Regions from separate parts of the Homo sapiens genome. Here regions 1 and 2 are each linked to region 3. Evidence: chromatin loops called from intact Hi-C (ENCODE). Cell type or tissue: A673. All regions are shown on one strand.

Region 1 (8,000 bases), 130 kb after region 3:
ATGTGAGCATTACTTCAATTTAGAGACACCTAATTCCTAAAATCATTCTTTACCTTTTGTTTTTTGAGACGGGGTCTTCCTCTGCCTCCCAGTCTGGAGTGCAGTGGTGTGATCACGGCTCACTGCAGCCTGGACCTCCTGGGCTCAAGCAGTCCTCCCACCTCAGCCTCCCAAGTAGCTGGGACTACAGGCATACCCTACCACGCCTGGCTAATTTTTGAATTTTCTTGTAGAGAGGAGGTTTCACCAGGTTGTCCAGGCTGGTCTTGAAATCCTGGTCTGCAGGAATCCTTCTGCCTGGGCCTTCCAAAGTGCTGGAGTTACAGGTGTGAGCCACCGCACCTGGCCTCATTCTTTGCCTCTAAGTCTCACTTTCATTCCCATGCCTATTTTGACTAAATTAAATGTCTTCGATTTGTTCAGTTGGTTAGAGGTTAAGACTGCTAACCAAGCATGTGAACTTTCAGTGGTAATCCTGCAAAGACTTAAAGTCTGTGGCTTTGGTAGGCAGTTTTGTCATAATGAATGAACGGTTTGGTAGTACATTACGGGTTTGTATAAACTTCTTGAATAGCAGAGCTTATAAACTATTCAGAATCAAAACACCAGGTAAACAGTGGGAAGAGACAGTAGGCCCACCCTATTTTCTTCCATAATTCCAGAACCTTAAAGCAGCAGAAGCCACAATGACTAGCGGGTGATGTGCACCTTGCTGGAGTCTGAATCAGTATGGGGAGACTGTCAAGCCAGTATAGTTTCCAAAAGAAGTTTAACGCCTATGACTGTGGACCAGCTCCTCTGGCATTCACCTGACCAGTGGAACTGCAAAACTGATTTTTTTCAATATATTGTCTGTCCAGGCTGCTATAACAAAATGAACTGGCTGGCTTAAAAAAACACATTTATTTCTCATAGTTCTGGAGGCTGGGAAGTCCACTATCAAAGTGCTGGCAGATTGAGTGCCTGGTGAGGGCCTTGTTTGTTGGTTTACAGATGGCTCGCTCTCACCGTGTTCTCCCATGGCAGAAGGGACGAGCAAGATACTGGGGTCTCTTTTATAAGTGTACCAATCTCAAAAAGGAGGTCTCTGCCCTCATGACTTAAACCCTTCCCAAAGGCCTCACATTCCTAATACCATTACCTTGGGGGTTAGGATTTCAACATAATTTTAGGGAGAGCAGGAGGGGATATAAACATTCGGACCATAGTAATAATCTCTAAAAATAGTTTTTCATAGATCGGTGTGAAATCTGATGTGTGCTGAGAAATCTGTTGAGAGGGAGGGAGAGAACTTGGCTTTGGCAAGAATGGGGTTTGAAGGACACAAGGGTGGAAGGCTATTCAAAGCTGCGTAGCTGGCAAAAGCTAGGTGCTGCTGGTTGGTCACCTAGGTCTATTCCTTTGGGAACAGGAGGTCACACCTTAGGAAGATGGTGTACCCTGTGCCTTCAGGCAGGTTCAGTTGATCTTCCTTGAAGAAAATGGTGAGACCTCATCAGTCTAGTTTGACTAGACAATCTCTAGTCAATTATTTCCATTTCAGAATTCAGTATTATGACCTCAGTGAAGGGAACAGGATTACAATTTTCCAGTATATTGAGAGCTTGAGGCTCAAAATGGTGAAATGATGCTCAGGCTCCACGCTGAAAGGAAGTAATGAAAAGAAAATGAATTCTACCCATTCTCTTCGAAAGTGGTCCTACTTAGTGCCAACCAATTCCATTTTTATCCTGTAACTTTTCTACCTCTAACAGGTAAACTGATTTCCTGGCAGTTGATTATACACTTGTCATTTGGGGTTCTGTATAAATTTCAATGTTATCTTAGTTGTAAAAACAATATTTTGCGTTTCTGAAATTAAAACTGTTATTAAAACTGTATCATGGAACATTTTCCAGCAAAACAAATATATAATCAACCCATATCTATCCCTTATCAGCTTCAATACTTATGATACAGCCATCCATTTAACAACTACCCAAAGTCCCTGGATTATTATCTCCCCACTTTTTTTTGGTTTCTCTCAGATCCTGGTTACTGGATTATTTTAAAGCAAATGCCAAACATTTTCATTATTAAAAAAAGTCATTAGAATATGCAACAACATCCCCTGCAAACAATTCTTAGTTAATATCAAATTCAAATATTCTGATTTCCCCAACTGTTTCATATATATATGAAATATATCCTACTGTCTCTATAGATCTATGTATATATAAATGTATACAATAGTCTGTTCAAATCAAGATGCAAATATAGCCCACATACTGCATTTGGCTCATGACTGAAAAGCCTCTTTTTCTTTTTCCTTTTAAGCTATACGATACCTTTCTCTGTCTTTTTCATTAAAGAAATCATACCATTTGTCCTACAAAATTTCCCACATTCCCGATTCTTGCCTGCACATTGATTTGTTTTTCTAAACACATTACCTCATCTTATTTATATGACTACCTACTGAAATATTTTTTCCACTTAACAAACGAGTTAATTAGGATAATTAGGATACAGATATGAAGTAAGCAATTTTTCCAAACTCATAGTAAGTACTTGACTACAGGGCGAGAATTCAGTACACCCATTTCTGTGACCAAGAGCTCTTTCTTTTTACCTGAAGACTATGTGTCTTATTTCACAAAGGAGTACTAAAAGCCCCAGAAAACCCTGAGATTTTTGAATTAAAAAAAAAAATTAAGCTATTAGTCCAATTTTATGTTTTATTTATTAGAAGTGATCCATTTATACTGTTACACAGGCACCATTCTTCATGAATGGGAATCTGCTGAGCTCCAATACATGTATGTATCTTTACATGTCTATAGCAGTGTGTGTGCCTGTATGATTTTCTAAATTTATTGTCATACCATTCATACACTTTGAGTATCTGTCCTATTTATTACACTAGATTACAAACTTTTGGATGCGAAATACTTTTAACTTTTCTGCAATTTCTCATAGTCAAACATAACTGACTGATAATTCAGGATATTTTTAGTGAAAACACAAAGGCCAGCTAGACTGTGTGATTCTTATCAAGTACTGAGGTAGAAATGGCATTTTATCAGAAAAATGTGTCTGCTTATTTTTCACTGCCATCTACTGGTACCTGATGTTATTTCTGCTTAAAATCCTTCAGGGAAGCCTATCAGAGGGATTTACACAGAGCAACAAGAAATTATGAAGCCCTAAAAATCCTTTGAGAAAGTTCCTTTCAAAAGAATAGGTGCTACTTTAGCAGGTAGAGCTACCTTAAATTTTACAATAAAAGTTACTAACATCTAAAAGGGTTACTATAATATCAACTACAATGCCTCTAAGCTATAAGGGCTGCAAATTAAACTTATCATTATTTATAATTTTTAAGGCATAAAACAATGAATTTATAATTTCTAGTCAGAAATTCTTATCACAGTAGAGCTCTGGCAAATTAGTTTTAAACACAGTCAACAGTATAATACTTCTGGCTGTTTGTCAATTGAAATACACACTGTGCTTCTACGGGTCAACAATGTGCTAGGTTCTGCCAACACTGCAGGGAATAAGACACATGTGGCTGCTGTCTTCAGAGATGACAATATGGCTGTGTGTGTTTGTGTGGGGAGGTTTCTTAAGTTTATATAAAATACCAACAAAATGATTTTTTTTGTTGTTTTGTTTTTTTTTAGACAGGGTCTTACTCCGTCACCCAGGCTGGAGGGCAGTGGTGTGATCTCTGCTCACTGCAACCTTTGCCTCCGGGTTCATGCAATTCTCCTGTCTCAGCCTCCAGGGTAGATGATTACAGGCACACACCTCCATGCCCAGCTAGTTTTTGTATTTTTAGTAGAGATGGGGTTTCACTATGTTGGCTAGGCTGGTCTTGAACTCCTGGCCTTAAGTGATCCTTCCACTTGGCCTCCCAAAGTGCTGGGATTATGGGCGTGAGCTACTGCACCCAGCCAACAAAATGAATTTTAAAGTTTATTTAATTTCGGTAGTGAAATAGGTTTTCTTTTTGCATCTTGAATTTATTACAAATTAACTTGATAGGATTAATTTATATTAGTTAATTAATACAAATTAACTTTCCAAAGTCTTAACATGAAGATTGAGATTATAGGCCTTTTGATAGATCATGTTATTCATTCTTGAGTTCTTTGGTGATTATTGACAGATGAATTGCTAACATACTAAAAATAACAATATAGTTGATCTTCAAGTAATATACCCAAGTTTTTATAGTAAAACATGAGATACTGCTGTTCCAAGTCTGAAAAATATATATAAACATGTTTAAAATCATTAAACATTTTTTCACTCCTGTCACAAAATAGAAAGTATATTTAAAATATAAAACAAGAAAGCTGGGTTACAGACTGGTAAAGATAAATCTAAGATTTCTCAAAAATAGAGGAAAAATGGAACAGACTTTACCTCATCTTCATAATTTTCATGATAAGAAAGGGAAGATGTTTTGTAAATAAATGATTTTTCCTAAATACATTAAAGCCAACAAATTGTTTCATTTTATTACTTTCAGTTGGCAGTGGCTGCTGAAATATTTTTTTTGTGTGTGTATATGTATTTTTTGCCTTAACGCCATATACTTTATCTAATGACTTGAGAAAGATATTTCAATGCATAGGTGGGACTTTTTGCTAGTTAACTGGCTTCAGAACCATGTTTTAGTTAGCTAATGTTTTACCGCTTGGTAATATAAATAGCCACTTAGAATTCAAGTTTTCTAAGTTTCCAATTTCATATTTTCCAAAAATCAACACTTATTCTTTTAAAGACATTTTACTTCCTCCAAACATTTGAAATAGCAGTTATGACAAAAACATGATTATCTCAATAGATGCAGAAAAGGCCTTCGATAAAATTAACACCCTTTCATGCTAAAAACACTCAAAAAACTAGATATGATGGAACATATCTCAAAATAATAAGAGCTATTTATGACAAAACCACAGCCAATATCATACTGAATGGGCAAAAGCTGCAAGCATTCCCTTTGAAAACCGGCACAAGACAAGGATGCCCTCTCTCACCACTCCTATGTACTGGAAGTTCTGGCCAGGACAATCAGGCAAGAGAAAGAAAGCGTATTCAAACAGGAAGAGAGGAAGTCAAATTATCTCTGTTTGCAGATGACATAATTGTATATTTAGAAAACCCCATCATCTCAGCCCAAAAACTCCTTAAGCTGATAAGCAACTTCAGCAAAGTCTCAGGATACAAAATTAATGTGCAAAAATCACAAGCATTCCTATACACCAATAATTGACAAACAGAGAGCCAAATCGTGAGTGAACTCCCATTCACAATTGCTACAAAGAGAATTAAATACCTAGGAATACAACTTACAAGGGACGTGAAGGACCTCTTCAAGAACTACAAACCACTGCTCAAGGAAATGAGAGAGGACAGAAACAAATGGAAAAAGCATTCCATGCTCATGGATAGGAAGAATTAATATTGTGAAATAGTCATACTGCCCAAAGTAATTTATAGATTCAATGCTATTCCCATCAAGCTACCATTGACTTTCTTCACAGAATTGGAAAAAACTACTTTAAATTTCATATGGAACCAAAAAAAAAAGAGCCCATATAGCCAAGGCAATCCTAAGCAAAAAGAACGAACTATACTACAAGGCTCAGTAACCAAAACAGCATGGTACTGGTACCAAAACAGAGCTATAGACCAATGGAACAGAACACAGCCCTCAGAAATAACGCCACACTTCTACAACCATCTGATCTTTGACAAACCTGACAAAAACAAGCAATGGGGAAAGGATTCCCTATTTAATAAATGATGTTGGGAAAACAGGCTAGCCACATGTAGAAAACTGAAACTGGGACCCCTTCCTTACACCTTATATAAAAATTAAGTTGATAGATTAAAGACTTAAATGTAAGGTCTGAAACCATAAAAAACCTAGAAGAAAACCTAGGCAACACCATTCAGGACATAGGCATGGGCAAAGACTTCATGACTAGAACACCAAAAGCAATGGCAATAAAAGCCAAAACAGATAAATGGGATCTAATTAAAGAGCTTCTGCATGGCAAAAGAAACTATGATCAGAGTGAACAGGCAACCTACAGAATGGGAGAAACTTTTTGCAATCTATCCATCTGACAAAGGGCTAATATCCAGAATCTACAAGGAACTTAAATTTACAAGAAAAAAATCCCATTAAAAGTGGGCAAAGGATATGAACAGACACTTCTCAAAAGAAGACATTTAGGTGGCCAACAAAGATATGAAAAAAAGCTCATCATCAGTGGTCATTAGAGAAATGCAAATCAAAAACACAATGAGATACCATGTCACATCAGTTAGAATGGCGATCATTAAAAAGTGAGGAAACAACAGATGCTGGAGAGGATGTGGAGAAATAGGAATGCTTTTACACTGTTAGTGGGAGTGTAAATTTGTTCAACCATTGTGGAAGACAGTGTGGCGATTCCTCAAGGATCTAGAAATAGAAATACCATTTGACCCAGCAATCCCGTTACTGGGTATATACCTAAAGGATTATAAATAATTTTACTATAAAGACACATGCACACGTATGTTTATTGGAGCACTATTCACAATAGGAAACACTTGGAACCAACCAAAATGCCCATCAATGTTAGACTGGATAAAGAAACGGGCACAAACACACCATGGAATACTATGCAGCCATAAAAAAGGATGCGTTCATGTCCTTTGCAGGGACAGGGATGAAGCCGGAAACCATTATTCTCAGCAAACTAACAGGAACAGAAAACCAAACACCACATGTTGTCACTCGTAAGTGGGAGTTGAACAATGAGAACATATGGACACAGGGAGGGGAACATCAACAATGGGGCCTGTCGGCGGGGTAGGGGGCAAGGGGAAGGACAACATTAGAAGAAATAGCTAATGTAGATGACAGGTTGATGGGTGCAGCAAACCACCATGGCACATGTATACCTATGTAACAAACCTGCATGTTCTGCACATGTATTGCAGAACTTGAAGTATTAAAAAAAAAAAACAGCAGTTGCTTAATGAAGATTGTCTATCAGTTATTAACACAGACCTTTTTGGGGATGATTGCTAACTTTCAGGACCAAAGGCCACTAGGTGATGCACTCAAATGACTACTTAATGCAATCAAGTGGTTGAAAGATGCATTTCTGGAGTCCATACTGATGTAGACCAGTTTGGCGTTGAGACTTTGGCTGTATTTTTGGCTAGTTTCCATTCACAAAATATACCTAGCTGTTTACAAGGGGACTCAGTGACAGTACAAGAATCTAAGTGTAAATTCAGTGTTAAACAGAAAAATGACTCAAGCCAGTGAAACACATTTTTGTGTATGATTAGTAATTTATACTCAGCTTGGTCATTGGCCTAAATTTTGTAATTCTTACTGAAAAGAAACTGTATTAGTCTGTTTTGCATTGCAATGAAGGAATACCTGGGACTGGTTACCTTATAAAGAAAACGTTTATTTGACTTGCAGTTCTGCAGGCTGTAAAAACATGGCACCAGCATCTGCTCAGCTTCTGGTGAGGTCTCAGGGAGCTTTTACTCATGGCAGAAGGCACGGGGGGAGAAGGCATGTCACACAGAGAAGGAGCGAGAAAGAGAGGAGGTGGTGGTGCCAAGTTCCTTTTAACAACCAGCTCTTGCAGGAATAAACACAGCAGGAACTCATTACCACTGGGGAAGGCACAAAGCCATTTATGAGGGATCAGCCCCCATCACCCAAACACCTCCCACCAGGCCCCATATCCAACACTGGGGATCATATTTCAACATGAGATTTGGAGGGGACAAATACTCAAACCATATTACAAACTTCTTCACTAGAAGAATTTGGGTATATGTAAGTAAGTTTTCAGTATATGTGTAAAGTAGAATATTATCAGAAAGGTTATTTACTTTTCATCTTCATTATCAATTTTCTATAGGTATCATAAAAATTTAAAATGCATTTTGTTAATTTAATCTTTTATTATTTCTTAACAGTCACA
Region 2 (8,000 bases), 97 kb before region 3:
TTCCAAATTAGTTTAAGTTCTGCATATGTATGTTTCCATCACATTCTCCACTGATTATTCATTTATTTATTTAAATCCTTTATTGAGCGCCTTCTATGAGCCAAGTTCTGTTCTGGAAGAGAGGATTCCAGCAGTGAACAAACAGAAGTCTCTGTTCTTACAGAGCTTATATTATGTTGAACAGAAATAAATAATGAACAAATAAGAATATAATACCAGGTAAAGAGTTCTAGGAAGAACAAAGCAGGGTAAAAGCATAAGACTAATGCCTGGCAGATGTAATTTACTTAGGGTGACCAGGAAAGGCCTTACTGAGAAGAAAGCATTAGGGCAGAGATTTGAAGATATGAGGGAGTGAGTTTAGCTAGGGGAGGAGCATTCTGTGCTGAAGGAACCGCAGCTCCAAAGGCTCAGGTGGGTGCATGCCTGGCATGTTCAGGAACAAGGAGGGCATTATGAGCAGAGTAGATGATTGAAGGGGACGGTGGTAGGACATGAAGTGCCAGTGGTTGTAATGAATAGGCAGATCATATAGGGCTTTCTGGACCATAGTGAGGACCTTAGCTAATTACCCTGAGTGTGTTGAGATGCCATAGGAGGGGAGTAGTAGGGGAATGAAGTGATATGACTGTGATCACTATGGCTACTCGGTAGAGAATAGTCTGCAGGAGAGCAAAGGTGAAAATAGGGAGAATAGTTAGGAAATTTGCCATCATTGAGATGAGAGCTGATGGTGGCTTGGACTAGGGTGGTTGAGGTGAGAAATGTTCAGATTCTGGATATATTTTTGAAGACAGAACCTATAGTATTTGCTGATGAATTGGGTGTTGGGTGTATGGACAGTGAGAAATAAGACTTTAAGGTTTTTGGCCTGAACTCATGTCAAGATATAATGGGGTGAGAGAACAGGAGAAATAGGTTTGGGGTAGTGCAGTGGGAGTAGTACAGTGAATGCAGTGGGGGAAGTACTCAGTAGCTCAATATTAGACGTGTTAAGTTTGAGAGGCTTACTGGAAATCTGAGTGGAGATATCAAATAGCCAATTGTTTATATGAATGTAGATCTCAGGTTAGGTTTAAGCTGACTGTCAAGTTGAAGAAGATTATTGAGGGATTTGAGAGAGAGAGAAAGGAATGGAATAATCATCTAGGACAGTAGGAAAATGAATTGACAGAAAAGTTTGAGTAGTATTGCTACTCAGTTGTGGTCAATGATCATGAAATCAGGTTGAGATCAGAGTCAGCAAAGTATATGCTTTTCTGCTACTGTAGGTTTTATCAGACAGTTATGAAAGAGGGAGGGAAGGGCAAGGCAGTAATTATAATGATGGGCCATTTAAAGTTAAGATGGATAAGAAAGTAGGGGGCCTGGGCACAGTGGCTCATGCCTGTAATAGCACTTTGGGAGACTGAGGTGAGTGGATCACTTGAGGTCAGGAGTTCGAGACCAGCCTGACCAACATGGTGAAACCCTGTCTCTACTAAAGAATACAAAAAAAAAAAAAAAATAGCCAGGTGTGGTGGCGTGCGCATGTTTTCCCAGCTACTTGGGGAGGCTGAGGCACAAGAATCACTTGAACCTGGGAGGCGGAGGCTGCAGTAAGCCGAGATCATGCCACTACACTCTGGGACAGAGTGAGACTCTGTCTAAAAAAAAAAAAAAAAAGGCGTAAGGGGATGAGTGACAGTAAAAAGATGGTAGAGTGAATGGATAGGAGGTCCCTCTGTGTTGAAAGAATTTGTGGAGGCAGAGTATTACAGATTTTAAGTGGGAATTATTCTCCCAGTGATGCCACCTCACTTTGTCTCCAAATCTCCCAAGAACAACAGATGTCCAAAAAGGCCAGACAGAAGCCAGGATAATTTAAACATCAGCTTTATTCCTGTTTACAGGCTTGAGAAAACTTAACATCAGCTGTCATGCCCTCTGTCAGTATGTATTCATGTACCAAAAATCATTCATGGGTACCTACTCAGAGCAGCCTCTCCTTTGACTTCCCTGTTTTGCTCAGCATTTTCACCACTCTTAGAAGTTCTGACCTTTCTTATTGTGGTCTTTATCACACTAATGTGTAGATTTTGTTTTTATTGTTACCCTTTTCATGTTATTGCCAGTTGGTGAAAACCTTTGTCTTGAAGGGAATATGGGAATTGATCATAGTAGTTTTTCACCATCTTTAAACCTTGCACCTAGAAGTTAATCAGCTTCAAAAACTGGATATTTACCTTAAAAAGAACAAAAAAGCCAACCAAACCAAAAAGAAAAAACAATTGGGAGTTCCCTGTACACGTATATACACATCCCTCACTAGACAATGAGCTTGTTTAGGGCAGGGTCAGTACATTATTCATAGTTTTTCTCAGCTTCTCCCACAATGCCTGGTAATATAATAGGTTAAGATATTTGTTGTCTGAATAATATGTTATTACAGTAACTCTTCACTTATCTGTACTTTTCATGTCACTTGCCTCTTTGAATCATATCTCAGAGTTAGGAAGAAAGCAATTCCACTTCTGGGACTTATCCGAAGAGAAATGAAAATATGTCTACCCAAAGACATGTTCATAGCAGAATTTGTTATTCATGATAGCCCCGAATTGGAAACAATTCAAATGCCTATTAACTGACGAATGAATAAACAAAATGTAGTGTGTACATTTAACAGAATACTACTCACCAATTAAAAGGAACAAACTACGATAAACGCTATAACATGAATAAGTGAAGCTAGATGTAAAAAGCTGCATATTGTCTGATTCTCTTTTATAGGAAATGTCTAGAAAAGGCAAGCTTATTGATAAAGAGAGCAAATCAGTAGTTGCCTAGGGCTTGGGAGTAACAGCAGGATTAACTGTAAATGGGCACAAGGGTTTGGGGTGATGGAAATGTTCTAAAGCTGGATAGAGTGAATAGTTTCACAACTCTAATTTACTAAAATTATTTTTCACTTATGGGTAAATTTCATGGTAAGTAAACTGTACCTTAATAAAGCTGTAAAAAACCAAATGATTTTGAACAACTAGAAATGTATTCTAGAATAAATGAAGTTTATTCAGAGAAAAGCATTTTGGTTCTCCTATGACCAAACTTGTTGAGTCCGGTTAGGCAAAATTGTAACAAGTATATTTTCTAACACACTGTACGTTAAAAGGAACTCTCATCAGGAGCAAATGATAATTGATAGAGAAATAAAAACTCTTAAGTATAGCAGGCAAGGACCATTTAATGTCAGATTATCTTGTACAAGTCAGTAGCATCTGAGGCCATCTTGACATAAATAAATCTGTATAATTATCAATTACAATGATGACATCTAATCAGTAAGAAAAGCTTGATTTATGCCTGGTCTACTGGTTTTGAAAGTAAGTTAATCACATATTAGAAAGGTTTTAAAAAATTATTAAAATTGAATGTAAAGGAACTAACCTATTTATATTTCTATTTGTAATGGAAAATAGTGCCATTAAGTGAGGTAAATTGTGTTATCATTAATGCAATGTGATACCCTTTATACAAAAATGTTACACTTGACCAACCCCACTATACCACGGTATATAATTAGTGATTTTTGTAGTACTGATGATAAAATTAATTTCAAAGTTTGCTTTAATTTGACCATCTATAGCCAGAATCTTAAATTTCCAAAAGTTTTAGCTGAGGCACATTAATGTGCTCAGGTGGTGAAATAGAAATTATTTTAATCTATATTGCTGAACTTGATATTAATTGTGTCAGTTACCTATTGCTGCATAACAGGTCACCTCTAAATTTCATGGCTTAAAACGACAGCAGCTTGTTTCTTATGATTCTGTGGGTTGACTGGGTAGTTTCTCTGCTGGTCTCACTGGTTTTAGGTTACCGCAGTGCATTCCACTGGTGCATTCTGGGGGATGGGCCCAGCTGGAACAGCAGGGATGCTGAAGTGCCCTTTCTCTATGTGATACGATATCTCAGGCTTCCTCACATACAGCACGTCAGGGCAGTGTTCCAAAAGAGCAAAATCAGAAGTTACAAGACCTTGCCCTGGACTTAGAAGTGACTCGTTGTTTCTGCTGCTTTCTGTTGGTCAAAGCAAGTCACAAGGCCAGCCAAGATGGGAAGGGTGGGGAAAATAGACAACAGTGCTTAATGGAGGCAGTAGAGTTCTATTGCAAGGAGGCATGGACACAAATTTTAAGTTTTTTTCTTTGCCTTTCAGTTCTTTAATAGAAAACTCTTTGTGCATTCCAGAATTAATTTAAACAGAAGACTAGCAGTGTGAACTTAGAGAAACATAACCTTAATTATAAAGTGAAACAGTTGAATTAGATTTTTTAGAAGTTTAAGTCTGTGTAATTGATTATAATATAATTAAATACAAATGTTTTCTTTAGCTTGTCCCTACGCTACTTTTATGTCATTGTATAGCAACTTGAATGTTGAAGTGTATTGAAGAAGTGTTTCAAGTTTTGGAATCTCATAGACCCGGATTGGCATCTTACCCTTTTCTGGTCTGTTTCTGTATCTGGAAAATGAGGACTAAAATGTATTTTGATTGAGAAGATGAAAACCATCTGGAGATGGATGGTGCTGATGGTTGCACAGCAGTGCAAATGTGCTTAAAGTCACTGAACGGCACACTTTGAAAAGGTTAACATGGCAAATTTTATGCGTATTTTACCACAATAAAAAAAGTAATGTACCTTGAAAAAGTATTAAGAGGATTCAATTTAGTATACATCTTAAACACTCAGTAATTCAGTAATGCATATTTTACTAGGCTAGTGTTAGGATAACCAACCTTGCTTGCTTGCCTGCTTGCTTGCTTGCTTCCTTCCTTCCTTCCTTCCTTCCTTCCTTCCTTCCTTCCTTCCTTCCTTCCTTCCCTTCCCTCTTTCCTGTCTCCCCCTCCCCCTCCCTCTTTCCTCCTCCCCTCCCTTCCCCTCCCCTTGTTGCCCAGGCTGGAGTACAATGGCACAATCTTGGCTCACTGCAGCCTCCACCTCCCAGGTTCAAGTGATTCTCTTACCTCAGCCTCCAGAGTAGCTGGGACCACAGGTGGCTAACCTGCCATGCCGGCTAATTTTTGTATTTTTAGTAGAGATGGAGTTTCACCATGTTGTCCAGGCTGGTCTTGAACTCCTGACCTCAGGTGATCCGCCCACCTCGGCCTCCCAAAGTGCTGGGATTGCAGGCGTGATCCTCCGCACCTGGCCTGGATACATTTTCCTAAAATATATTTACTACAGTTTCCTCAGAAAAATGCATTTTTGAAATATTTACTGCCAGTATAATCACTTTGTATATGAAAAAAGAAATACACTACAAAAGATTTTAAGTAGGAGTCTAAGGTTCTTTTAAAACATGACTATTCTTTGTGTTAATTAGAATTTTTAGGTAATCTTAAGAGATTTGCTTATATTTGATATGCATATGTCAGTCTCTATGGTTGCCACTCATTTCTTTTATGCTTTCCTTTGCTGGAAGGACATAATGTGAAGTATTTTACCCAACTTTGGGGATTTTATTCAAGGGATTAAATCAATTTAGAAACTCATTTGAGACATGAATTTATACCTACTGTCAAATTCATTTATGGCTAGCAATGAAATTTTAAAATTGGTAGTATCTACTCTCCCTCACTGAAGAGAAGTGAGGTGAGGGAGTAAGCTGTGCTCAGAAATGTTGAAGAGCACCCCAGACATGAGAAAGAACAAATGCAAAGGCTCTGCGATGGGAACATACTTGGTGAATGCAAACACAGCAGGAAGACCAATATGATAACTATACTGAGTGAGGGTGGAGGAGCATGAAAGAAGATGAGGTCTTAGAGATAGACAAGGGCTTTGATTTAGACTTTATTCTGAGGCACTGGTAATTATTTTTTTATTCTAATTGTGAGGTGAAACTGTTGGAATTAAAAAATGATTTTTGTATTGAAATAATGTTAGAGTTATAAAAACTTTGCAAAAATAGTATAGAGAATTCACCTGTATTCTTCACGTGCTGTTAAACATCTTGCATAACATCAGTGGAATCAGTTTTTTTAGGGTAGTGTGTTGCTTTAAAATGTTCACTGTGGCTGGGCGTGGTGGCTCATGCCTGTTATCCCAGCACTTTGGGAGGCCGAGGCGGGCGGATCACCTGAGAGGTTGGGAGTTCGAGGCCAGCCTGACCAACATGGAGAAACCCCATCTCTACTAAAAATATAAAATTAACTGGGTGTGCTGGCGCATGCGTATAATCCCAGCTACTCGGGAGGCTGAGGCAGGAGAATTGCTTGAACCTGGTAACAGGAGGTTGCAGTGAGCCGAGATTGTGCCATTGCACTCCAGCCTGGGCAACAAGAGCCAAACTCCGTCTCAAAAAAAAAGAAAACAAAAACAAAAAACATTCACTGTGCTGCTGCTATGTGGAGAAGATTGAAGAGGCAAGAGGAGAAATACAGAGACCAGTTAGGGTGCTACCGTAGGAGTCCACATGAGAGTTGATGACTAGGGTGGTAGCTGGGACAGTTTAGGCAGAGATTTACCCAAATAGCATCTCAGTGCACTCTTACTTTGAGCAGCCTGGCCTAGAATATCATACTAAGAATTTGAACAAAGCATTCCTTGAAACCAAACTTCTGAATTTGGTTTTTTTTTAAGAGGAACAAATGCTAGCAAAACTTAGATTAAGAAAAATAATTTATGAATAAGCAGTTTCAATAACAATAGAAGGTAATAATTGAAATGAGTGAATAAAAACTACCCACGTTCCTTTGTATTCAGTGGTTTAGCTCGTAGGCACTGATTCCTTATGGTAATTTGCCATTGCTTTTTCTTTGGAAGAATGAAATACTTTAGGATTTAGAATACATAATAAATTTCAATTTTCTCGATACTTATATTTGTGTGGAAAATGCTTCTTAATTGAACAAAGATTAATTACCAGGATTTTTCAGTATGAAGATAGGTTCTTTGCCATAAGCATGCCTGATATTTATCCTGTTTATTTCCAGTTTTTACATATTTTACTTGAATATTTAGAATAATGACCCATAGCTAGAAAGTTTAAGGAAAGCATTATACAAATTCTTTGCTAAAATATTTGCATGTATCACATGAATATGCTTTTATAAGTATTAGCGTATTGAGGCCGGGTACAGTGGCTCATGCTTATAATCCCAGCACTTTGGGAGGCCGAGGCGGGAGGATCACCTAAGATTAGGAATTTGAGACCAGCCTGACCGACACGGTGAAACCCCGCCTCTACTAAAAATACAAAGAAATTAGCTGGATGTATGGTGCCTGCCTGTAGTCCCAGCTACTTGGGAGGGTGAGGCAGAAGAATTGCTTGAACTCGGAAGGCAGAGATTGCAGTGAGCCGACATCACACCACTACACTCCAGCCTGGGCAATAGAACAAGACTCCATCCCAAAAATAAATAAATAAAATATTAGTGTAGTGAATAGAATCAATTTTTTCTCACAGTAGTACTTTTCTAATGTTCTGTTGTATAACATCAAACAATGTGTTACCTATGTTCTTAGGCCATTTTCTGCTTTTTATTTCCTATAAAACAATGTGATTGAATTAAGAAAACTTGGTTCTAGATATTAATAATTTTTGGTAGTATCTACTCTCCCTCACTTTAGGAACTAAAATGTAGCATTTTTTGTAGTTGAAGCAAGAGAGTTGTAGACACTTTTGTTCTTCATTGTTGTAGTTGACCTCTTTCACCCAGGCTTTATGGAATTTATTTTCACTAAAATGGGGAACGTGATTGCATAGAGATATTGAGAGGATTGTGTGAGAGACCTGTAAAATGTTTGGAACAATCGATGCCTGACACATAATGTATGCTCAGTAAATATCAGCTCTTATTAGAAATACTATGGGTAATAATGGGGAATATTAAAGTTTTATTATATTTATTTTGAAGAAGTGATCTGCAAGCTTCCTTTGTTATTCACTTAATATTTAATGTACAGCTTCTGGCTGTGAGGCATTGCTACATATTCTTATGTACATTATCTTGG
Region 3 (8,000 bases):
GTGTGTTAGTCTATTCTATAGCTCTGATCGGAGTCTTTATCTTAAATGGGAAAGATTATTTTCCCTGTCATGTAACTTTAACAGAAAACGATGCTAAAATTAATTTTAAGACTGCTCTATACTATATGTATGTTATACTATATTTTTATATACTATACACAAAAATGTATAAGATGTAAAGCTTGTATTTTCAAATGTTATTGCAGTATCCAGAACAATTGCGACAATTGCTCTTGGAAGCTTCTGTGCTTTTCCACATGCTGTTCCCTGTCTCTGGAATGGAATGTTCTCTTATTCTGGCTGGCAAACTCCTGAACATAATGTAAACAGTAAGCTCAAACATCACTTGCCCTTTCCTTACCATGCCATCCTGTTTCTTCTAAACCTTATAAATGCCTTTATTATAGTACATATTGAATCATAATGTAATTATTATTTATCTCTGACTCCTTTGATTCTGGGACTGCCTTGAGGTCACGGTCTAGGTTTATTTCATCTTTCTGTCTGTTTAGTCAAATTTCCTACCCTGTGTAACTCTCAGAATCTTACTTTAAGTTAGGAAAGGCCAGTGGCTGGACAGATGCTACAGACCTCCATTGGTACAGATGCCCTTAGCTTCATGTTGGGAACAAGTGGTTCTGTTTCTTTTTGTTCCTGTGGAGAAGCATCAGAGATACAGGCAGCTGGGGATTTCTACACCTGTAATAGCAGCAGCTCAGTGATGACACAGAGACATGTTTTTTTTTTTTTTTTTTTTTTGACAGAAGGCGAAGGGGAAGCAAGGTACTTCTTACATGGCAGAGGGAAAAGGAGAGTTGGAGTGGGGGAGGGGGAGAGGGAGGAGCAGGAGCAGGGAGACGGGGAGGGAGAGGAAACTGCCCCGAAGACATGGTTTCTAAGATTTCTCCCAATGAGACAAATCACTTGTCTGGGATGTCAGGGGGAGAAGATGCAGAATCTGAGCCCCTTGTATAAATAGACAAAAGGTGAAAGCATTGGCAATAGATCAAAAAGGCATTCCACGTAGCAAAAAAATTATTTTTAAATCTGAAAATTTAAGTGAAATGCCAAGAGCAAAGAAGAGAGGCCATCAGAAAAATTTCAAAGTGACTACTCAGGTCATTGTCCTGAAATAAATGATCATTTTATTCTGGTGACTCACCCCTAGCTAGAGTCAGTACTTCATAGAAAAGACAGGAGCTGTGAGACACTTAACTGTAATCTTACCCCTTTACAGAAATGCCTCCTATAGTCAAGCTGGTCTGATGATCTCATGTCATCATGCACAAGGATTAGCAAGCCTTGAAATTTTATCCTGTCAGTGTAACTCCTCATCTAGTCTCAAGATTGCACTGGCAGTTCTTTCGCAGCTGATCGTACAGGGAGGACCAATAAGGCTCATAGAACACCCTTGGAGAATGAATGCCTCTGCTGCTGGAGGTCACAGCACCCAGAAAGTGACTAGAGGGAGCAGCTGATACCTGCTCTAGTGAGTTGTGCTATTCCTGTCACATCCTTGCAGAGGTCCAAGGGTTGCTGGCAAGTGAAGGAATATCATGCCTGTAGTTTGAAGGATAGATCACTCAACTCTCAACTATTCTCTCTTCAGCTGTGAACCATACAACGTTTTTGAAAAGCAAAGTCTGAACATTTGCATTCTATACAGAATATTACAGTTGGAAAATAGGTGTGGTGTCTAGAGAAATGCTTCTAAATGCTGCAAGCCACCCTATGTGAAGCCTAGTCTAGAAATCTGCTTTGCTTCATTTATTAACTTCATTGTATCTTTGGAAGTAGAAGTTCTTAAAAGTGTGTACAGAAGATGAGTCCTCAGCATGAGTTTCACTGCCTGTCTGTGTGAGAGGAAGTGACCTTGAGAGCAGCTGTAGCCCTAGGGGGACACCCAGGTAGAGGTGCTCACAACATGCTCTGACACCCGGTATGGCTGCATTCCCAGCTTAAATGATCACATCTGCTCTTGGTTTTTTCACTGTTTACAAAATCTGATTTCTTTAAAGGGAAGGGATGGAAAAGGTAGTCAATGCTCCTCTGAGCACCCAAAGCATCCCTCCACAAGAACAAAGAGGAAAAATCATTACTTGCTCCCAACATTACACAAAGCGCATCTCTACCAATGGAACTCTGCAGTGTCGGTCTAGCCATCAGCCTTTCCCACCTCACAGCATATTTTCTGTGGGGGTAATTTATTAGAGGGGAATTTGTTCCTTTTTACTCTTTTTACTCTTCAAATTAGTAATAGAACCCCTCATGTCATTCTAAGTGACTTAAGTTTTAAAGGGAACCAGAAAAGGAGAGAATATGCTATTGTGGCACTTCTAAAATGCAGAGTGTCCTCAAAGATGGTTATAGTGGGTAATGGGTTTCATATAAATTGCATACTAGAGTATCTCCATTTCCTCTTTTAATTTTTTAATTGGTTTTTTAAAGCTTGATATGCTGAGTTAGTTTTCATTTAAAAACAATGCTTGAGTAGGAAAGTTAAAGAAATAGAAATTGCCTGTTTTAATCTATTCATCCTGGCAGCAGGTATGTATTGTATCTGTCCAGAGTCCAAAACGTCAGCTCCCTCCACTTGCCTTCCCCATTTCACATAAACTATAAAAGTTAGAAATAATATATTATGTCATATCCTAACATCAGTTCAATGAATATAGTTTTTAAAATACCTACTATGTGCTAGATACTGAGGACAGAATGATAAAATACAAAACAAAGCTAACTAAAAACACAGTTTAACTAGTCTTGTCTACGATTACCTGCCCTAACTATAACTTCATTTAAGGGGAGATACTGCTAAAGGGAGTTCCTTCTGTGACTGCACACTCTGATACCAATATGTGACTTCTCCCTGGCTACAACTGATTAAATGAGGGAAGAAAACTGATCCAAGGGGAGTTAGTCCAATAGCTTGTAAATGGTGGGTTCTTATCAGAGTTTTCTCACTAAGTTAGAACCAAGAGGCTGAGGGTTGTGGGGGCTACTTAAGCAGAAAGTTTCATGGAGTATGGACTGTGCACCATTGTGAAGTTTCCTGTATTTCCACAGGCTGTGGGGGCAGAGAGCATCAGAGTGCTGATCAGGAAAAAAGAATGAGGCAGATGCAGACAGAGAAGCAAAGAAGCATGAGAGGATGAGAATTAGGAAGTAGACTCTTTTTTCATTTTAATTAATTTGACTAGATTATATTTCTTGCAATCAAAAGGGCCCTGTGCAGAGAAGGTCCTTATCTTCGTTCATTTTTTGTTGCTATAGCTGAATACCCGAGACTGGGTAATTTATAAAGTAAAGAAATTTATTGCTTACCATTTTAGATGCTGGGAAGTACAAGGTCAAGGGTTCTCATCTAGTGAGGGCCTTCTTGCTAGTGGGGTCTCTGTAGAGTCCTGAGGTAACACAGAGCATCACATGGTGTGGGGGTGGGATTCACCAGAGAGAGCCAAACTGACTTTTATAACAGACTCACTTTTGTGGTAACTAACCCACTCCCTTGATAGCCCATCAATCCATTAATCTAGAAATAAATTCATTCACTCATGAGGGCAGAGCTCTTGTGAACCAATCACCTCCCAGAAGTCCCACCTCTCAACACTGCTGCACTGGGGACCAAATTTCCAACACATGAACTTTTCGGGGACACATTCAAGCCACAACAGTCCTCAATAAATATTTGTTGAATCAATAAATACACAGGACATAGTGTCCTAAATGCTTGGCATGTACATGAACCAGATTTGGTCCTTGATGTCACAGAGCTTATAATATAGTGGAGGAGACAGACTTTACATGTTTGATCTTGACTGTAAAACTAGGGTCACTACTCATCATCTGATGAAGGAGGCAGACAGTAAAACAAATAACAACTATTCAACATGGTAACGTCAAAACTGAACAGAGGCTCAAGTGAAAGTTTCAATGATAGTAACCATGGCCAATGGATAGGTGAATGCATTGGAAAATTAGTATGATGCCATTAGCAAAAACATAAATTGCACTTAACTAAAGTTCATCTGGCTGAATTCTTTCCTTCCTTCCTTCCTTCCTTCCTTCCTTCCTTCCTTTCTTCCTCTATCTTTCTTTGGTTTTGAGATCTGTCTATAGTATTGTGCTAGTGCACATATTTTAATTTGGTGCAAGGCATGCTTAACAGAGTAAGTGAAAAGCTATAAAGGTTAGAGCGTGTATTAGTTTCAATGACGAAGGAGTAATAAATCATTTTGTCAGGTTGCACTCTAACATTCAAATTCCATTTTTATTATGGCTAACTAGCCAAGCATTTATAATTCTGAACTCCACAGAATGGGGAAAAAGTGTATTAACTTATAATAGATCATTGAGCTTGTTAAATGTACCTTTCCTAATTCGTACTTTTTCCCTTTTGCTGAGAAAAATGCCTTTCTGAATATATAATTTTTACAGGTCATTGGAAAGGAGTACTGCACAACAGGATTATTATAATGTGCTAAAAGATGGCACTTGTATCTCATTGCCACATAGAGAGCTCATGTGAAAACTCTTTGATCTTTGCTGGCTTTTTAGCTGAAAAGATTTGGAAATCTTTTTGGCACTGGCAAAAACAGAACTGTGGTAACTGTTTATAGTTGGTTGATTTTTAGCAATGGGTAAGAATGTCTTTGTTGAATCCAGTTTATTAATACGTAATGGGCAACATGTTGCCTTAAAGGCAAAAGCATATTTTTCTCATATCAAAAAGCTCCCTAAATTTTTGCCAATATCCAAAGATATTTTAAGATGGTCTTCATTTTCTTTTTCAGTCTGTCCTATGCTGAGAAAAAAAAATTACAACCTCTGAACTTCAGCAGTTTTTTAGGTAAAAGGAATTTTTCATGATGTGATTGATATAACTACTCAGCTGGACATAAGCTTTCAAGGGCTAAGTCCATTTGCCGATTTGTTTGCATTTCCTACTCCAACTAAAATAATTCAAAGACATGAAGTGTCTATTGTGGAAAATGCATGAATAATGCAAAAGTCATTCTCAAGTGACCTATCAGAAAGGCCTACCAGAAATGCAGTTACTGCTTTCTAATAAAATCATGAAAAACTTTTTTAAAAAGTATAACCATCTTGAATTTGTTGAGGCAATTATAAGAGAGTATATAAGGGCAAGTTTCTCCAAAAGCGGTTCTGTTTGTTTTGTTTTTTTTTAATAATTCCCATCAACAGCAATCTGTTTTCTCATTGTAGTAGTATAGGTGTTAACATAAAAGCTCAAACAGCTTGGGAGAAAAAAAAGGATATAGCAAACCTAACTGATAACTTTGCTAGTTTCAAATCATTATGATGGCCATTCATAGATGACTGAAATATTTAACATTTGAAGTAACAGAATTTTGACTTATGTTTTCATGGTTTAAGAGTTTATATTTCAAATTTTTTCACATAGTCTGTTTATAACAGTATATAAAACATGTATTAACTATATAAGTTAATAAAGTCATGAACTGATGGCCATTTTTTGGTCTTATTCATATAGTATAGGCTGTTTTGTGAATTAATCCCCTTCCCATGTGTTTGAATTCCCCACTATGTAAGGCTTAGTGGTGTTAGCATGATCCAAGGGTGGGATTTTCAGCCCTCTGACATCAAAAGGTGAAGCAGAGGACACAAAAACCCTCACTGCATCTTCCCTAGACTGGCCAGAACCACTCCATGGTCAGTGGACTCCCTTAATAGGAAGGAATGCTGGTCAGTTGTCAAAGAGCAAAAAGGGAGGGGTAGTCATGAGGTTGGTTGTAATCAGAGGTGCAACAGGTCTTTCCAAAGGGCTGGTTTCTGTTTAACTCTTAGGAAAGAACACCTAATGGTAGTTAGTGAGGAGGGGGTATAATGAGATGTGCCCAACCTCCCATCCCATCATGGCCGGGAACTCAGTTTTTAAGGTTTCCCTGAAGTCCTCTTGGCCAGGAGAGGGTCTGTTTAGTCAAATGTGGGGGGGGAGCTTAGGATTTTATTTTTATTTCCAAGTTATAATGTTGGACCATCAGAGCATGAATACAGGTTGAGTCTTTAATCTGTAAATACTTAGCAATCACCTTCTTCTCAGTAACTTTCTCTGAAGGTTGCTGATAAGCCAGTGTTCTTGATGTTTGCCCACTTACCCCTCAAGATGAGGAGTGAAGAAATTAGATTGCATTGCCAGGAATTTCCTAGAAGAAAAGGTTTTGAGGATGCATGACCTATGAGGGTGCTGAGGACCCCTTTCCACCAAACATGGACTAACTTCTGGGTTGCTCTTTCACATCTATTGTCTTGTTCGACGTACACAGAAGTGCAGAGCACAGCCGCAGCCCTCACAGCATCATCTATCTAGGTTCTGAATCCTGAATGGTCTGAGGCTCTCCTAGAGCTGAGATTCTCCTTTGCAGTTCCAGTGGAGAAAAGCACTTTCTTTGCCGAGGCAGTGTAACTTCCTTGTTCCCAAGGCTCCAACTGTTGTGGGCACATATGAGTATACATTAACATCCATGCCCAATTTATAATCACTGTTTTCCCCACATGTGTACTCAGACCTCCAAGCTTCTGAAAAATATTTCCTCTCATCTCTCAAAGAATTTTAGTACATTTGCCTGGATGCAGAAACACAAATCATGCTGGCTTTCCTACTCAATCAAAAACTGTAGCTTGAGTGGGGTGGCAAGGGTTGTCCCACAGCAGGTTTACTTGGACTCCAAAATGATGTAGAGTTTAGTGAGGCAGCTCCTTGAGTTTGAACTTAGAGCCCTTTTGGCTACCAGGGCACCTGCAGTCCTCCAAGATAGTAGAGTCTGAACCAGTTAAAGAGCCAGCTACCACAGCTTTGCAGAAACCACTGTTTCTCCTTAACTCTAGGGCTCAGCGGTTGAACTCCTTAGAATAAAACTTTCTGTCTGCGACCCTATCATTTTCTTTTGTATTTTGGCCTTCACTGAATTCCCACCCCATCCATTCCAACAGACTTGGTTATACGTGTCTGAACACCAAATGTGACAGAATTTGTGGCCTTGGATCAGGAGGCTATTTGGCCCTTATCTAAATCGGTGGCTGAGAATGGATTCCAGGGAAGTGTTTTTCTTAGGAGTACCCAAGAAGCTCAGCTCAGGTTGGGCTCCCTGTTCTATTCTGAGAACTACAAATCAAATTCAAAATGGAGCACAGAAAATTCTCATTTCTAGTTGACTTATTTGTATTTTGGTGTCCTGTGCCCTAAATATCTTCTCAAGGAAACCTTGGCTTTAAAAGTGATTGTTTACTTAAACAAATAAAACAACAACATACAAGAAAAGGCAGTAAATCCGAGCGTCCATCAACAAATGAATCAAAAAACAAATGAGATATATATGTACGGTGGCATATTATTCAGCCTTAAAAAGGAAAGAAATTTTGACACATGAGACAATATGAATGAACCTTGAAGACATTAATTATGCTGAGTGAAATAAGCCAGCCACAAAAGAACAGATATTGTATAATTCCTCTTATATTAGGTACCTAAAATAGTCAAATTGATAGAAAGTAGAATGTTGGTTGGCAGGGGCTGGCAAGGAGAGGGAAATGAAGAGAAGGTGTATGAAGGGAACAGAGTTTCAGTTGGGGAAGACGAAAAAGTTCTGACAGTGGATGATGGTGGTTGTTGCACAGCAACATGAATGTACTTAATGCCACAGAACTGTATGCTTAAAAATGGTTGAAACGGTAAATTTGATATAATGTGTATTGAACCTATTTCCAGATCAAAACAGAGAGATCTACATTCCTTTTGGTGGTGTCAAAATAAACCATTATCTTGAAATAGCCTAAATGTGTTATGTGTCCTATTGAACAGTCCGATTGCATTCTTCAAAAAAATACAGTAGTGAACATCTGAATATATATATTTGAGCACTTGGATAAATATATATGCTTTAAAAAGTCCCAGAAATGTGGTACATTATCATATAACAGTTGTACCAGTTGACACTCCCATCTGCGATATATGATCC

Evidence for each region. Hi-C counts contacts between places; a loop is a spot of excess contacts. Peaks named below come from ENCODE experiments on the same cell type or tissue, not always from the same donor. Only the 100,000 strongest peaks of a DNase experiment are listed, where the experiment ranks them.
Region 1: a loop joins it to region 3, with 5 times the contacts of the local background. A loop is called at or near these places in 8 of 110 quality-filtered maps.
Region 2: a loop joins it to region 3, with 14 times the contacts of the local background. A loop is called at or near these places in 3 of 110 quality-filtered maps.

What each region holds. Positions count from the first base shown.
Region 1 is chr2:182,779,986-182,787,985 of GRCh38, reverse strand. It overlaps DNAJC10 (DnaJ heat shock protein family (Hsp40) member C10), which reads right to left. Exons shown (of 24, transcript NM_018981.4): 24 at 1-8,000. Among named protein-coding and RNA genes, the nearest start is that of DNAJC10, 68 kb to the right of the region's middle. In A673, a CTCF peak has its summit at 3,127 (motif pointing left); DNase peaks (open chromatin) are centred at 3,095 and 7,665.
Region 2 is chr2:183,006,287-183,014,286 of GRCh38, reverse strand. All of the region lies in intron 2 of NCKAP1 (NCK associated protein 1), which reads left to right. Among named protein-coding and RNA genes, the nearest start is that of NCKAP1, 28 kb to the left of the region's middle. In A673, no CTCF peak of the experiment used is centred here; DNase peaks (open chromatin) are centred at 3,916 and 4,646; H3K4me3 peaks cover 619 bases; H3K27ac peaks cover 4,252 bases.
Region 3 is chr2:182,908,929-182,916,928 of GRCh38, reverse strand. It overlaps NCKAP1 (NCK associated protein 1), which reads left to right. Exons shown (of 31, transcript NM_013436.5): 31 at 1-7,814. Among named protein-coding and RNA genes, the nearest start is that of FRZB, 46 kb to the right of the region's middle. In A673, no CTCF peak of the experiment used is centred here; DNase peaks (open chromatin) are centred at 888, 1,258, 4,208 and 4,948; H3K27ac peaks cover 5,699 bases.